3 separate regions of the Homo sapiens genome follow, and regions 2 and 3 are each linked to region 1. A link is a contact called in ENCODE Hi-C or POLR2A ChIA-PET data. All regions are on one chromosome and are shown on one strand. The core of a region is the stretch at or near the end of the contact, and the rest is flanking DNA. Distances in the headings are between cores, read along the strand shown.

Region 1 (4,952 bases), core at 1-2,500:
ATACTTGTAACAAAATTTCTCACGTACCCCATAAATTTGTACAAATAAAGTTAGTCACTTGGTTTTTTTAAAAACTTTTCGCCCAGGCGCGGTGGCTTATGCCTGTAATCCCAGCACTTTGGGAGACTGAGGGGGGCGGATCACCTGAGGCCAGGAGTTTGAAACCAGTCTGGTCAACAGGGCGAAACCCCATCTCTACTAAAAATAAAAATATTAGCAGGGCGTGGTGGTGTGAGCCTATAATCCCAGCTACTTAGGAGGCTGAGGGAGAAGAATCCCTTGAACCTAGAGGGCAGAGGTTGCAGTGAGCCAAGATCGCGCCCCTGTACTTCAGTCTGGGTGACAGAGCCGGGCTCTGTCTCAAAAATAAAAAAAAAATTCATTTCTATGCCTTCTTATGTAAGTACAGAAAGAAAAATTCCGTTTAAATGGAGATGTTCATTGGTTGAAGATGGTTAATCAAAGACATGCTGCATTCAAGTAAAAAGCAGACAAAGGCTTGAATATCGAGGAGTTGCAGAGCCAGTATGGGTAACTATTCTAAAATCCTTAAATCGCTCCTGGGCCCTCGAAGTCCTACCCGCGTAGGTCAGCCCGAACTATCAAAATCCCCACTTCCTCTGGAGGTAAGGACGTCCGCCGCGCTCTCCACGTGTCACCTTAAACTCCCACCCCAACCAGCGCAGGCGCACTTCGAAGCCTCCTAGACCAACCTAAGAGAAGTACTGAGCAAGCGCATGAGTTCCATTAACCACGCCCTCCGGAGCTGCCGGAGCAGGCGCAATTAGGAGTAGAGGGCGTGCTTGTGTGATTACAGTCCACTTTACCTTTAACAGATTTGGTTGTCTGGACTCTAGCTCAGGTTCTTTTACCCCTGTCTTGTTGGAAGTCACTTTGCCTAGAGTAGAAGTTGTTTGCGGGAAAAATTTGCTCCTCCCATTAAGTAACCACTTTGCTCTCTGAGGCGGAACGTGTCATTGAGGCAGCAAGTCCTGACAGATATGGAAAAAAAAAGGCACATTGTAGAGAATATCTACACTCCGCCAACTCAGTCACAACGCAAAAATTACACAAAAATAAAACGTTCACTTGTTACATACTATGTGTTTCATAAGACATACAAGTAGTTTTATTTTCCTATATCAATGAGAACAGCACTTCTAACTATTAACAAGGACCTATACTAAGACGCAGCGCGTGCGCGAGCCATCTGGCGCTGTAAAGCGCTTAGAGGCTGGAATAACGACCTGCCTTACGCTTTGCGGCTGTCGTCGGAGAGGCATCTGGGTTCGGACTGGGGCCGCCATGGGGAAAGTGAATGTGGCCAAGTTGCGTTACATGAGCCGAGATGACTTCAGGGTCTTGACCGCGGTAAGAAACCCGCCGTTCCTGTTCTCCCTTCCCCTTAACACTGTGTGACCTCTTCCTGTTCCTGCAAGTTTTCTGGGATCTGAGCAGGCACACTCTGGGACCCGGGACGTGGCAGAAGCTGGGAATGGAGAAGAGAGCATTCAGAAAGTCGGATTTTTAAAAAGGTTTTGTTTGGGAGCTTACCTTCCCCCAGATAGAGCAAAGGTCCCGTCTTCTAATAATTGTTTTCTTTTCTGCTGCTATTCGCTTTGCGCTGAAGAGAAACGCTTGCATCTCTGTGGCCTGGAAACTTCTCTGATCCTGAGCTTCCGACCAGCTGTGAAAGGTTTAAGCCCCCCCCCCCCCCCGAGATTTGATAATATTGACTTCCCTACTAACAGACTCAGTCGCATAGCAGTCTTTCTGATTCATTCAGTCAACACATATTTGTCGGTTTTTTAGTAGCAACATTAGGAGGTTCACTTGTTCAAACAGACAAGTGGAGAGAGAGACACAGATCATCAAGTAAACGAAAAATAGGATAATGGATAAATGCTATGAAAATGATAAAGGATAATGGCATAGAAAGTATATGTATCTGGTGGAGAGGAGGGGCACAAGTTATTGGCCTTTGGTAGACAATCAATAAATATTCACTAAATGAAAGAATGAATGGGGGAATAATAGGAGCTGTGTGAGAAAGAGACAGCCCAGTGAAGTCCTTGGAAAGAGTTGGAGGCAGAGGAAACAGCAGTAGTAAGTGCAAAGGCCTTGAGACAGAAAAGTCTTTGAAGAGAGGAAAGGCCAATGTAATGTGGCTGGAGCAAAGTGAGATGCACACTAATGGTTGGAGATGTAGCGGAAAAGGTGAGAAATTATGTACTACAGAGCCTTGGAGGTTTGGTAAAGAATGTGGGGGTAACCACTAAATGTTTTTAATCAGGGGAGTAACAAAATCTGATTTTATGGCCTCAGTCTTATGGCACAGAAATTAATATATAGATCAAGACATTTGTACATTTATTTAGGAGCCGTTATCTTTTGGTAAGGAGTGAACCCCATGATAAGGACTACCTATATTGTGTAATTATGTAATAGGATATGCGATGTGAGTCACACTGGTTCTTGCATTATGTTAAGGCTTCAAGTTTTGGATTTTTAAAATTAATCTTAAATAGCGCTTAAGTATTAAACTATCAAATGCAAAATCAGTGTGAAATTTGGAAGACAATGTTTACTTTGCCTCTCATGTAGATTCTTCTAATCAGCTGGACTTTCTCTATGAAAACCTACTATCACTTCGGAAAGATACCTTCCTTTCCTGCTTTCTCAGCACACTCATTCCTTAGTGTCTCTGACAGAAGTAGGGGTCAAAAGTAAGAGTGTTAGAGGACGGGGGAGGCAGAGACAAAGCATGGAAAATAAGTTAAATTTAAAAGTTAAGGTTTTGGTGAGACATCAAAATGATGCCAGATTTATCTTCCAAAACATTGGCGCTGCAATATTTAAATTATTTGTAAAGTTCACCAAGAAATGACTTAGTCATTAAATATGACATTCCGGTCTCAGTTGAATCTCACCAGTGTTGGTACCCTTTCTTGGGCCTCTCTTCCCTTTTACTTCTTTGGCTCCTCCTATATCAATAATCATTGTTTGACTAGCTGCCCTTAGCTTTCAATATGAACTTGCCCCAGAATTCTGCTCCCAAACATTCCTTTTCTTCCATTATCTCCTGCTCAGTGATAGCATCCACTTCACATCTTCAACTCTCACTTCTATAAAATAATTGACAATTTTTCCTTCTAATTATAACTTCATTCCTAAATATAGGCCCCTTTCCTATTTAATTTTCTCTCTTTCTTTTTTTTTTTTTTTTGAGACGGAGTCTTATTCTGTTGCCAGGCTGGAGTGCAGTGGCACAATCTCAGCTCACTGCAACCTTCACCTTCTGGGTTCAAGCGATTCTCCTGCCTCAGCCTCCCAAGTAGCTGGGACTATAGGCGCACACCACCACGCCCAGCTAATTTTTGTATTTTTAGTAGAGATGGGGTTTCACCATGTTGGCCAGAATGGTCTCGATCTCTTGACCTCGTGATCCACCCACCTTGGCCTCCCAAAGTGCTGGGATTACAGGTGTGAGCCACTGCACCTGGCCTCCAGTTTTCCTTTAAACATTTTTATTTGACTCTCAGTGCTCAAACCAAATTCAATTTTTTTCTACCCCCTTTCTCTTTTCCCAAGCTCTATAAAAAAAAAAAATAATAAAATCTTAAAACTTGCTTTTCCTCATCACTTCCAATTGTGGCTTTCCGTTCCCTTTACCCTTCCACATCTAATTGCCAAGCTCTCCCATAATACTTCCTAAAGATTTTTATTCCTTCCTTCCAGTACCACTACCACTTACCCTGTTCTGGTGGCTCTTTCCTCTGAGCTGGACTTCTGTCTTAGTTCTCCGGAGTACCCCCTCAGATTTTGCCATCTCTAAGCCAATTTGCATATTCCTGGTACATTAATGTCCTTAAAATAACCCTGTTCGTGTGTCTCCCACGCCTAAACATCTTCAAGAGCTTCCTGCTCTCATCAGGATAAAATATAAAAGTATTTGGTCTACATTTTAATGCCTTCTCTATCCTAGAAGTATCTTCCAGCCGCGTTTGCATGAATTCTATATGCTATCCCATCTGAGCTGCTACTGTACTCAGCTATTCTCTGTGGTCAGTACTTTCTTGCATATGTGCCATTTTCAAATCTTTTTCTTTCACTAATATCCCCTTGTCTGTTTTCTCTGTATGCCCACATCTTTTAAAAGTCAGTCTCTAGTTTTGCATCTTCCTTGGAACTGATCCCTCAGCTAGAAGTATTCTTATTCTGCCCTGAGCTACCTTTTTAAGCACTTATCACTTCTTAACTTCTAATAAACTTAGATGTATACCATTTTTTAAAATTTCCATCATGAGATAAAAATTTCTCAGAGGTAAAAAGCACATATATATATATATATATACATATATATATATATACATATACACATGCAGAAGAGCATGTAGGATAGAGATATATATATATGTGCTTTTTACCTCTGAGGAATAAATTTAAAAATATATATATAATATATATATTATATATATATTATATATATATAATATATATATATTTTATATATATATATTATATATATATATAAAATACTTTTAAGTTCTGGGGTACATGTGCAGAACGTGCAGGTTTGTTACATAGGTATACACATGCTATAGTGGTTTGCTGTACCCATCAACCCATCCCATCTACATTAGGTATTTCTCCTAATGCTATCCCTCCCCTAGCCCCCCACCCCCCGACAGGCCCCAGTGTGTGATGTTCCCCTTTCTGTGTCCACGTATTCTTACTGTTCAACTCCCACTTATGAGTGAGAAAATGTGGTGTTTGGTTTTCTGCTCTTGTGTTAGTTTTCTGAGAATGATGGTTTCCAGCTTCACCCATGTCCCTGCAAAAGGCATGAACTCATCCTTTTTTATGGCTGCATAGTATTCCATGGTGTATATGTGCCACATTTTCTTTATCCAGTCTATCATTCATATATATATATATATCCTCTACGATGC
Region 2 (4,423 bases), core at 678-3,177, 5.6 Mb before region 1:
CCTCAGTCTCCCAAGTAGCTGGGATTACAGGTGCCTGCCACTATGCCCAAGTAATTTTTTGTATTTTTAGTAGAGATGGGATTTCACCATGTCGGCCAGGCTGGTACGGAACTTCTGACCTTGTGATTTGCCCGCCTCGGCCTCCCAAAGTGCTGGGATTACAGGCGTGAGCCACCGCAGCCGGCCAAATGATGATCTTAAAGGGCCTTTGATAATGCATTCTTGACCTCATTCTACTTGCCATGTATAGTCATTAGAAGACTGTTCATATAAAAATATGAAATAAAACTACATAGTCTTTAAGTTACCTTGGAAGGCCCTTCAGGACAAGGAACATACTCTATATCTTTATATCTTTAAAGCATATAGCAGAGTGCATCGCGGAATGAAAATGCCTATTAAGTCAGGAATGCAGGAACGACAGGGCTTACCATTTAATATCAATTCTAAAGCTGATTATTTATTTTTGAGACAGGGTCTTGCTCTGTCACCGAGGCTGGAGTGCAGTGGTATAAACACAGTTCACTGCAGCCCTGACTTCCTGTAAAGCTGATTTTTTAGGCCATTTACTTGCTTTATAAAGTAACTAGAATGGCATGAACTATGCTTTTTTGTGCCTGTGATTATAAACTGAAAATTTACAAACAATATGTCACATGTTATTTGAGCTAAATGTCTGATTTTACTAAAATGAAAGTATCCTTCCTGGATTATTAGAATTAGCAGTAAATTTAAGTTTGCACCTAGAAGAGAAAAGCGATTGTAAAGAATGTAAAACATCTGAAGCAAACAAAGTCCAATAAGATCTTCCTTCTACTTGAATTTCTATGACCACAAAGGCACAGGATGTAAGGTCCATAGCTTTGTACACAGGGATTGGTGGGGACGACACGATTTCAACTCTGAACCCCAATGACCAGCTCCAGGAACACATGCCTTTTAGCCCCGCAAAGCTACTGACCAAATCACCCAGAGAGATAATCACATCTCAGCCAAAGGACCTGAACTCAGACGATCAGAACACAGGACCTGCCATCAGGCAGCTGCACGAGACAAGAGACCGTGCTCAAAATCACGTAATACCCTAAGTCATCCCAAGGGAGCCCCACAACTACCCTCAGCGGCAGGCAGAGCTGACGCATATTTTGCAGATGACAACATACAGGTTCCGATGGGGCGGGTCCCAAGGCCACAGAGCTGGGAAGGTGACTGAACCTAGACTTAACTAGTATCCCAAGTGGTGGATACTTCCCATTCTGCCTTGGAGATCGCCCTTCGCCCGCGTATTACATTCGGAGGCTGGCAAAACGGCAGGAAGAGAGCAAAGCTGGGCAAGGACGGGAAAGAAAGAGGGGAAGGAATTTCCACTGCTTCCCGGCACTCGCCCCCACTCCACACCCCAGGTTGCTACTCCGCGGCGGCCTCTACTTCCCCAAACTAGACTGAAGGGCGGGCGGAGAACCGAGGAGGCTTTCTAGGCGTCACGGAGAGTTCTCCAAGTTGGGGGCAGAAAAGGCGAATGAACAAATTGTACCCCCTAGGGAGAGGGCACAAGGAGAAGTGCGGAGGTGAGAAGGACCGGAGGGGAGGACGACCCCTCACAAACTGGCCAGGGACTTAATAATGGTGATGAAGGGTCGTGAGAGAGGTTTGGGAAATGCGAGAATAGCTCAGTCCCCAAAATCCTCCCTGGCCGCATCGCTGGATCCCCGCCCCATCCCCCCACCCCCGACCCGGGCAGCCCGGGAGAAAAAGCAACAACCTCCTGGGGCACCAGGAATTGGTGGCAGCAGGATCCCGAGCCCAGGCCCCCTTCCGCGCCCCCACCCTCACCCTTGCCCTGACCGCCTCGCAGTGGCGGCAGCAGCGGCAACAACACCAACCTGCGCGACCACGGGCTCTGTCCGGGACGGAAGCCGGAGCCTGCGGGCGGCGGAGCGGCGGGCGGAGTTAGTTGGAGGCTCCGGCTCCCTGGGCGGGGACAGGCTGAGCACGCGGAGGCAGCGGCGGTGGCGGGGGCTCCCTCTCCTCGGCGTGCGCCGGGCCCAGCCGGGTCCGCCGCTCGCCCTCGACTCCTGGGGCAGGTCTCAGTCCCTCCCCGGGGGCGGCTCCCGGGCCAGCCCCGCGCTCGCCTCCTCCACGCCGGCGGCCTCTGCTCCGCCCTGCCTCTTTGGGCGCAGGGGGCGCGGAGCTTGGGAAGTGGAGCCCTGGCGAGTCCCCAGCGATTGCGCGCAGCTTCCCGGGGTTTCCCTGCGGGGGTCGCGTGTGCTGGGTGTCTGAACTCACGCGCGGGCCAGAGGTAGCCAAGAGCTGGAACTCTTGCCCAAGTGCCCCGGGGAAGGGAGTGAAGGCCCGGCCTGAAAGTCTCTGACCCTCCCGAGTCTCGTGTCCCTAGAAGCAGCCTTGCGAGGTGGCCACGCCAGCTGCCCTGAGAGAAGCAGAGGAAAATGTCCGACTCTCCCTCCGCCCAGCTTCGCGCCAGAAGAACGTTTCCCGAGAGAAGGAAGGACCCATTGACCCCCAGCCCTTGCTCCAGCCTGGAGACCTGGCTGAGTGCATGGAACTGGAAGGATGGCAGAGTACCGGGGCTGAAAGCCTGGGAAATGTGCTATTTCTATTCACACCACCCCCTTGCCCGGCCCCTGGATTCAGGCCACCTCGCTCAGGTCTGCGCAGTGCTTCCCAGTTCACACCTCCGACCCGAGGAGGGAGGTCGGTATCCCTTTCTTAGCCTGGCTTCCCGCCTCCATCTGCATCCCTTTCTGCTAAACCTTTTTAACCCGCAGAGTGCCCAGCGCGCACACACCGATCACTTCGCCCCTAAACTGCGGGCAGGGAACTCTGGAGCCACCCACATCCCCAGCCTCACCCCAAAGCAAGAGAAAGCAGGGAGCCGCGCGTGGGGTGGTGGGGGCGGGGCTGGAGAGTTCCAGTAGGAAGGTTTTATACCCAAGAGGCTTGATGATGTGCAGTACTGACCCCACACACAAATTGATATGCGTTTAATTGAAGGCAGGTATTTGCCACTGTCTCTCCCTGTCTGCAGGTAACCGCTTGAGTGCGTTCACCTCGCCTCTTCCATCCCCAGCGCCAGCCCAGCCCCCTCTCTTTCTCCCAGAGTCCCATCCTCCTCTCCCTCACCTCTCCCATCCCAGCTCCCTGCAGCGCGGGTCCCGAGCTGCTCCAGATCCCCAGCACCCAGCTCTGGTCTTTCCAGACAACTCCTCCCCTTCAGAATCTGGTGTGGTAGCAGGGAGGTTGTGAGAAGGGACACTGAGGAAGATAAAGAAGGAGAAGCCAGTGGACTGGGAAGAAGGTAGGAAAGTGCGAACCGAAGGGGTACACCGGAGAGGAGCTATGGGAAATGAGGCAAAGCCTTCAGGCTATAGGGGGATTCCCAGAAAGAAAATCATTTTCTCCATAGGGAAACTACCGATGCTCGCTGTAGACCAGTTGGAAAATCTGTTGTACACCCTCCCAACAGAATTCCTAGTGAGCAGTGGCCAGACTGGTCAGGGCCTAGAGCATGTGTCCAGGAACTCCATCCACTTCCCAACCCAAATTCCAAGGCAGGCGGATGACCCTCATTTTGGAAACTTGATTCTGAGAAGGTGCGAGAAGACACCGAGCTGAGTCTGTTTACGGATCCCGGGCTGTTCTTCATCTTTAGGCATCTCCTAAGTCACTTTATCTCTTCCTCCTGGTCTGGGTTGTTAAGGAAAGCAAGCACTTGAGACCCTCCCTCAAATACGTCTCTCCTCTGTGTGTGTGTGTGTGTGTGTGTCACAGAGAGAAAGTTTGTGGTGTGAGAGAGAGAAGAAAATGTGGAGGGGCAGGAGTTCTAGGCTATGGTGTTTTGTTTCTCTTTGTTTTCTTTCTTCAATTCAGTACATTTTTGTGCCAAGATGATTTTCTTGTTCAGTGGTGACTATATTTTTGCCTTAAATGTGGGAGAGTAGTTGGGACAACACTTCTAAATGTAACCTGACGGTAACCTCTCACACCCTCAAGGTCCTGGTGTGTCTGGAATTGGTGAGTTCTTGGTCTCACTGACTTCAAGAATGAAGCCGCGGACCCTCTCTGTGAGTGTTACAGTTCTTAAAGGCAGCATGTCTGGAGTTTGTTCCTTCTGATGTTTGGATGTGTTTGGAGTTTCTTCCTTCTGGTGGGTTCGTGGTCTCACTGGCTCAGGAGTGAAGCTGCAGACCTTCGTGGTGAGTGTTACAGCTCATAAAGGCAGTGTGGACCCAAAAAGTGAGCAGCAGCAAGATTTATTGCAAAGAGCAAAAGAGCAAAGCTTCTCCAGTGTAGAAAGGGACCCCAGCGAGTTGCTACTGGGGCAGCCTGCTTTTAGTCCCTTATCTGGCCCCACGCACATCCTGCTGATTGGTCCATTTTACAGAGAGCTGATTGGTCTGTTTTA
Region 3 (4,483 bases), core at 1,723-4,222, 8.5 Mb after region 1:
ATGTTTCATAAAATGAGCTTCTTTCTGCTAAGTCCTATATCTGTTATACAATTCTAAATAATTATTTCTGATTGAGACGGCAAATTAATCATTCGGTGACGTGGTGGTGAGGGGAGAAACACGTGTCTCATTGGAGGTTGTGAAGTTCAGTGAGGTGGTATTTTTAGCTTGAGAAGTCCAAATTCAGATATTTGGGTATTTCTCCCCCTCCCACCGTTTCCCCACCCGGTCCCCATTTTACTCTCTCTTTAACTCAACCCTTTGGGTTCTCTTTCTCCTTTTTCTCTCCCATTCTCGCTTCTGTTTTCTCTCTCCCCTTTACAGCGCCTCTCCCTTTTTCTGTCTCTTCTTTCCTCTTCTCTTCTCTCTCCTCTCATTTATTGTCTGATTCTATGTCAAGTTAATATAAAAGTAGCAAGTGGGAGACCCAGTACCCTCAGCAGACCCTCTCTCCACCGCGCGCAGGGCACTTTGGGGAGTTGTCTGTCGCTGCCAGGTTACCGGCCAGAGTGGTGGCTCTTGGTGCAGGGCATGCTGCTCTCGGAGGAGTTGGGGTCTGCGCGGGGTTGCGGGGCTTATTCAAATACCTCCCGCTGCTGCTGTGATTCGCAGGGACTCGGCCTCCATATGGTAATGCGGGGCGGGGGGTTGGGGGAGGCGCAGAAGGGAGGGGAGGGGAGGATGGGGGTGAGGGCGGGGTGGGAGGGGGCTCCGACACTGCGCGCTCGGCTGCCGGGCTGGGACAGAGCACCCGGACCCGCGGCGGCAGCGGCAGCGACGCTACCCACCCTCTTCCCCAACACCCACCTAGCCAGCGAGTCACCGAGCCACCGGCCCTCGGGGTAAGCCACAGCGCGCACACGGCAGCGACGGTGACGGTTCACACGCTTTGGGTTACTACCATGCGCCAATAAGGGAGATTAGAAACAGAAAAGGAGATTACAGAGAGATCAGAGATAAGAGGTGTACCTCTCTGTGTTCCTTGTCACATAGCGCGCGCGCGCACATACACACGCATCTGTACACACATGCATGCTCAGCCGTACACGCACGCGTTCCTTGCTACTGCCATCTAAATATATGCACCGACACTCTATGCCCTGCAACGTGGCCGGTGTGTTTGTCCTGATCCTACATAAAGGTAGGCAGGTATGTGGGAGAGTCCAGGCAGGAACAAACAGCCACGCGCAATTTAACTGCAGCCAAACTCAAAGAGACCTTGAGCCTGCCGAATTGTTTCACTCAGCCAGGTGCCCCCCAGAAACCGGCTATTCTGCAATCAGTTGTGGAATCCTGCAATTATTCATAAAATGTGCTGAAAATGTATTTTAGGAAACGTAATCTTGCTATATATGGCAAGGTAAAGGCGAACCTGAAGGATGAATGTGTTTCTGCTTTTTAATGTCATACGTGTAGCCATCTGACCACTTTTTATTGGGTGACATATCATATGAGCACTTTGGTGTAGGCTTGGAAAAACTACAGCCAGAGGTAAGGCTGGAAATTCCATAAGAGTTAAGGGTGCTGAAAATGGATGCTGGATAGTCCAGCATGAAAGATGGCATACCGCTTTAGGTTTGAAATAGGGGGAAATACATGTGAATATTTATACATGAAGGCCATTGGGGAGGGCTGAGTCTTGGCCTGAGTATCTGTGCAGGTAAGTCATTCATAAGAAAACTAATTACCTGTGCATGTACTTGGACTTGTTTAATTGAATAAGCTGCATGTGTGCATACTTGCTGTTCTTTCAGGGTTTGCAATTATAGATTGAGTCTTTTTTAAATGATAGCTTGGGGGAATTAAAAGGTGGAAAAAAGCCATCGTGCTGCATAGCTATATTGCCAAGAAAGAGAATCCGATCCTATAAACAAGATTACCATTGCTTGAAATCTAACTCAAGGCCTGTATATTTTAAGCCACATCAACTGGTTTAATATAGCCAATTGTTTTATTTGTGTATTTGCTTTCATTTCAAAGTCAGGAATCAAGGATGCTTTTCAGTCAAGATAATGTGCCTTGTTTCCAGCCATATTAAGATAAAAATGAAACTCAGTAAATTTTGAATGCAGCCAATAAGGTACAACATACAACATGGTTGAAAATGTCTTCCTTGCAGAAGGCTGTCCATTGCTGTGTCTACCCATTTTAAAATATATATATTTTTTTCAATAAGAAATGCTAGAAAGCAATAGGGCGGGGAATGCCGCACCTCTCAGGCAATCAGCACAAAAATTATTTAGAAATCTTTGGAATCACTTCACTTATACATACATTATCTCGAAAGCACTGGCCCCGAACTGTGTTTCTGCTAATATGAAGTTAATTAGACAATCAAACTTTGAGCCTTGAGCGATGGGCACTACAGCCCATCAAGGTATGTCAAGAAAGAAAAAAAAATGTGTATTTTCCTTTATGACCAAACCAGGAGGTTATACAGCTGGCATTGCATACATGACAGATGTGCATATTTGTAACCTTAAATAAACAGAAGCAGGGAGGTAACTGTGTATATTATCTAGCAAGAGACAGCAGCAGACACTCGCCAAAAAAGACAGAAAGGGACAAGAGAGACACATAGACATAATAAAATAACAACAATAAAAATCCTCCAAAAAAAAAAAGAGGGAAAGGGAACCAATAAAATGACAAAATCTGAAATTCTCGCAAATTAAAAAATGCAAATATACCTTTACATATGCATCAGTATTAAAAATAATACACGCTGGAACCAACAGGAGCGAGAGCAAGAAGAGGAGGAGGAGGTGGAGGAGAAGGAGGAGGAGGAGGAGAGGTGGAAGAGGAGGAGGAGGAGGAGGAGGAGGAGGAGGAGGAGGAGGAGGAGGAGGAGGAGGAGGAGGAGGAGGAAAGAATGGAGGCGCCGCGGAGCCCTGATTATGCATGGGCTGGAGCTGCCTCCTCTAACCTGTTCTTCTCCGAGCCGGGCAGCCGGCGGTCCTCAGCCGCCCACAGAACAGGAGCCGAAACAACCGTTCTCGAAGGCTACAGCGTTTATTTTTCTCTTTTGGGGGGTTTTGGCGGTTGTTTCAGGGGCTCGCCAACTGGCCCCTTTAATTAAAAGCTTCAATAAAAGGCGATCGCGCCAGGAATGCACCCGCTCCTCTTCGCGCAGGATTTGCATATTTTTTTAATGCCCTAATTTCCTTGATGTATGTAAATGTAGCCGGACGTAGAGGGAGACAGGGAGCTGACGTCAATGGACGTGACCTCGCAGCTAAACCTTGAACGTGAAGCCGGGATGGGGGAAAACACGGAGCGGCAGCCGGCGGAGCCCGAGAGCGCGGGCGGCGGCGGCAGTAGCCGAGCCCAGGCCGGGGTGCCAAGGGACCAGTGCCGGCCCCGGGGGAGGACAAGCCGCCGCCTTCTTTCTGCACCGCGCGGCTCTCAGACTCGCCAGCCTTCCGGCCGCACACGCAGACTCTTGCCCTGAGCTTCCAGCCCCACCACACACACGTTCTTTTGCTTCCCTCAGAAAAGCAACACTCCCCAAAACAACAAACCAAAATCAACAGATAAAACAGATGTTTTAGACCAATGCTCGGGTAGCTTATCAGAAAGAAGACTCTGACCACGGAACATATATATTTTTTGGCTTCTCTCCACAAGAAGAGGAGCGAGAGACCACAGACAACAGCAAATCACTCCTAAAACACGATAACTACAAGTGCTCCCTGTAGGGAGAGGTAAATCGCCCAGCCGACTGGTGAAGTCTTCTGGTTTCGGTACCTATTTACCTGTGCACTCATTATGCGCCTCGGCTTCATTAACGGCAGGATCATGAGCGCGCGTTTTAATGTGATGGGAGTGCTGTGTTGTGTGTGTGTGTGTATGTATGTATGTGTGTTGGGAGGTGCTTGCGCTAGTGAGCACCGAGGCAGGCGCTCTGAGCAGAGAGAGATCAGTCTTTCCATGGCCACGTCTGGGACTCATCTGCGGAGCCATCTAGGCCAGGGCTCCTAGATTGGGGTTCGACTTCACCCCATGTAAAAAGAGAGGCCAGCAAAGGCTTCCCCTGAACAGCCAGGTCCTTCCCATCGGATTGTTTGAGGAAGGAGGCTTGAAGTGTGAGCCATTCTGTAGCCGCCGCCTTGCCGGATTTGGCCTGGTGTTTTGCACTTGAAACTCAGCGGCCTCAGCGCGGAGGTAGTGCCTCTCCGAGACGCGGCCGAGGCCTTGTCATTCCCCTCCTTCCGCCCGCGGCAGCCCTGCGCGCCGGCGTGTGCGTGCCCGCGCACCGGACCGCTGGCACCTCCCTGTGCACATCCGCCCCCTCCTCTGCTCGCCCCCTCCTCTGGGGCAGCTAAGAAATGGTCCTCGGCCTCTTCTGGGCCGGAGGGCAGATCTACGAGCAGGCAAGAAAGGGGCGCCGGTGGCTGTGGTGGCGACTTCTCCGCTCTGCCCTCGGCCGCCAAGTGTGCCGTTTCATCGTTCCACCTCGCAGCCCCAGCTTTGTTTTCCTGAC

The links. Hi-C counts contacts between places; a loop is a spot of excess contacts on that map. ChIA-PET counts read pairs that join two places held with the same protein, here RNA polymerase II (POLR2A). Pooled maps may share reads with other maps.
Region 2: a map of naive thymus-derived CD4-positive, alpha-beta T cell shows a loop between it and region 1 (6-fold over the local background). The contact joins the promoter of PAM here to the promoter of RIOK2 in region 1. A Hi-C loop is called at or near these places in 1 of 168 maps with a recorded cell type or tissue (naive thymus-derived CD4-positive, alpha-beta T cell), 1 of 37 single-sample maps with no recorded cell type and 10 of 50 pooled maps. POLR2A ChIA-PET finds 5 or more read pairs at or near these places in 1 of 52 experiments (PC-9).
Region 3: a pooled map shows a loop between it and region 1 (3-fold over the local background). The contact joins the promoter of MEF2C-AS2 here to the promoter of RIOK2 in region 1. A Hi-C loop is called at or near these places in 1 of 50 pooled maps. POLR2A ChIA-PET finds 5 or more read pairs at or near these places in 2 of 52 experiments (OCI-LY7 and WTC11).

Annotation. Positions count from the first base shown.
Region 1 is chr5:97,179,545-97,184,496 of GRCh38, reverse strand. It overlaps RIOK2 (RIO kinase 2), which reads left to right and starts at 1,250. Exons shown (of 10, transcript NM_018343.3): 1 at 1,250-1,371. The coding sequence starts at 1,306.
Region 2 is chr5:102,752,809-102,757,231 of GRCh38, reverse strand. PAM (peptidylglycine alpha-amidating monooxygenase) reads right to left here and starts at 1,927. Exons shown (of 26, transcript NM_001177306.2): 1 at 1,884-1,927. RefSeq lists enhancers at 1,204-1,293, 865-1,365, 2,373-2,898 and a silencer at 1,684-2,233.
Region 3 is chr5:88,674,707-88,679,189 of GRCh38, reverse strand. It overlaps MEF2C-AS2 (MEF2C antisense RNA 2), which reads right to left and starts at 2,972. Exons shown (of 4, transcript NR_146284.1): 1 at 2,927-2,972. The region is part of intron 1 of MIR9-2HG (MIR9-2 host gene); the gene reads left to right. RefSeq lists enhancers at 2,898-3,463, 3,901-4,000.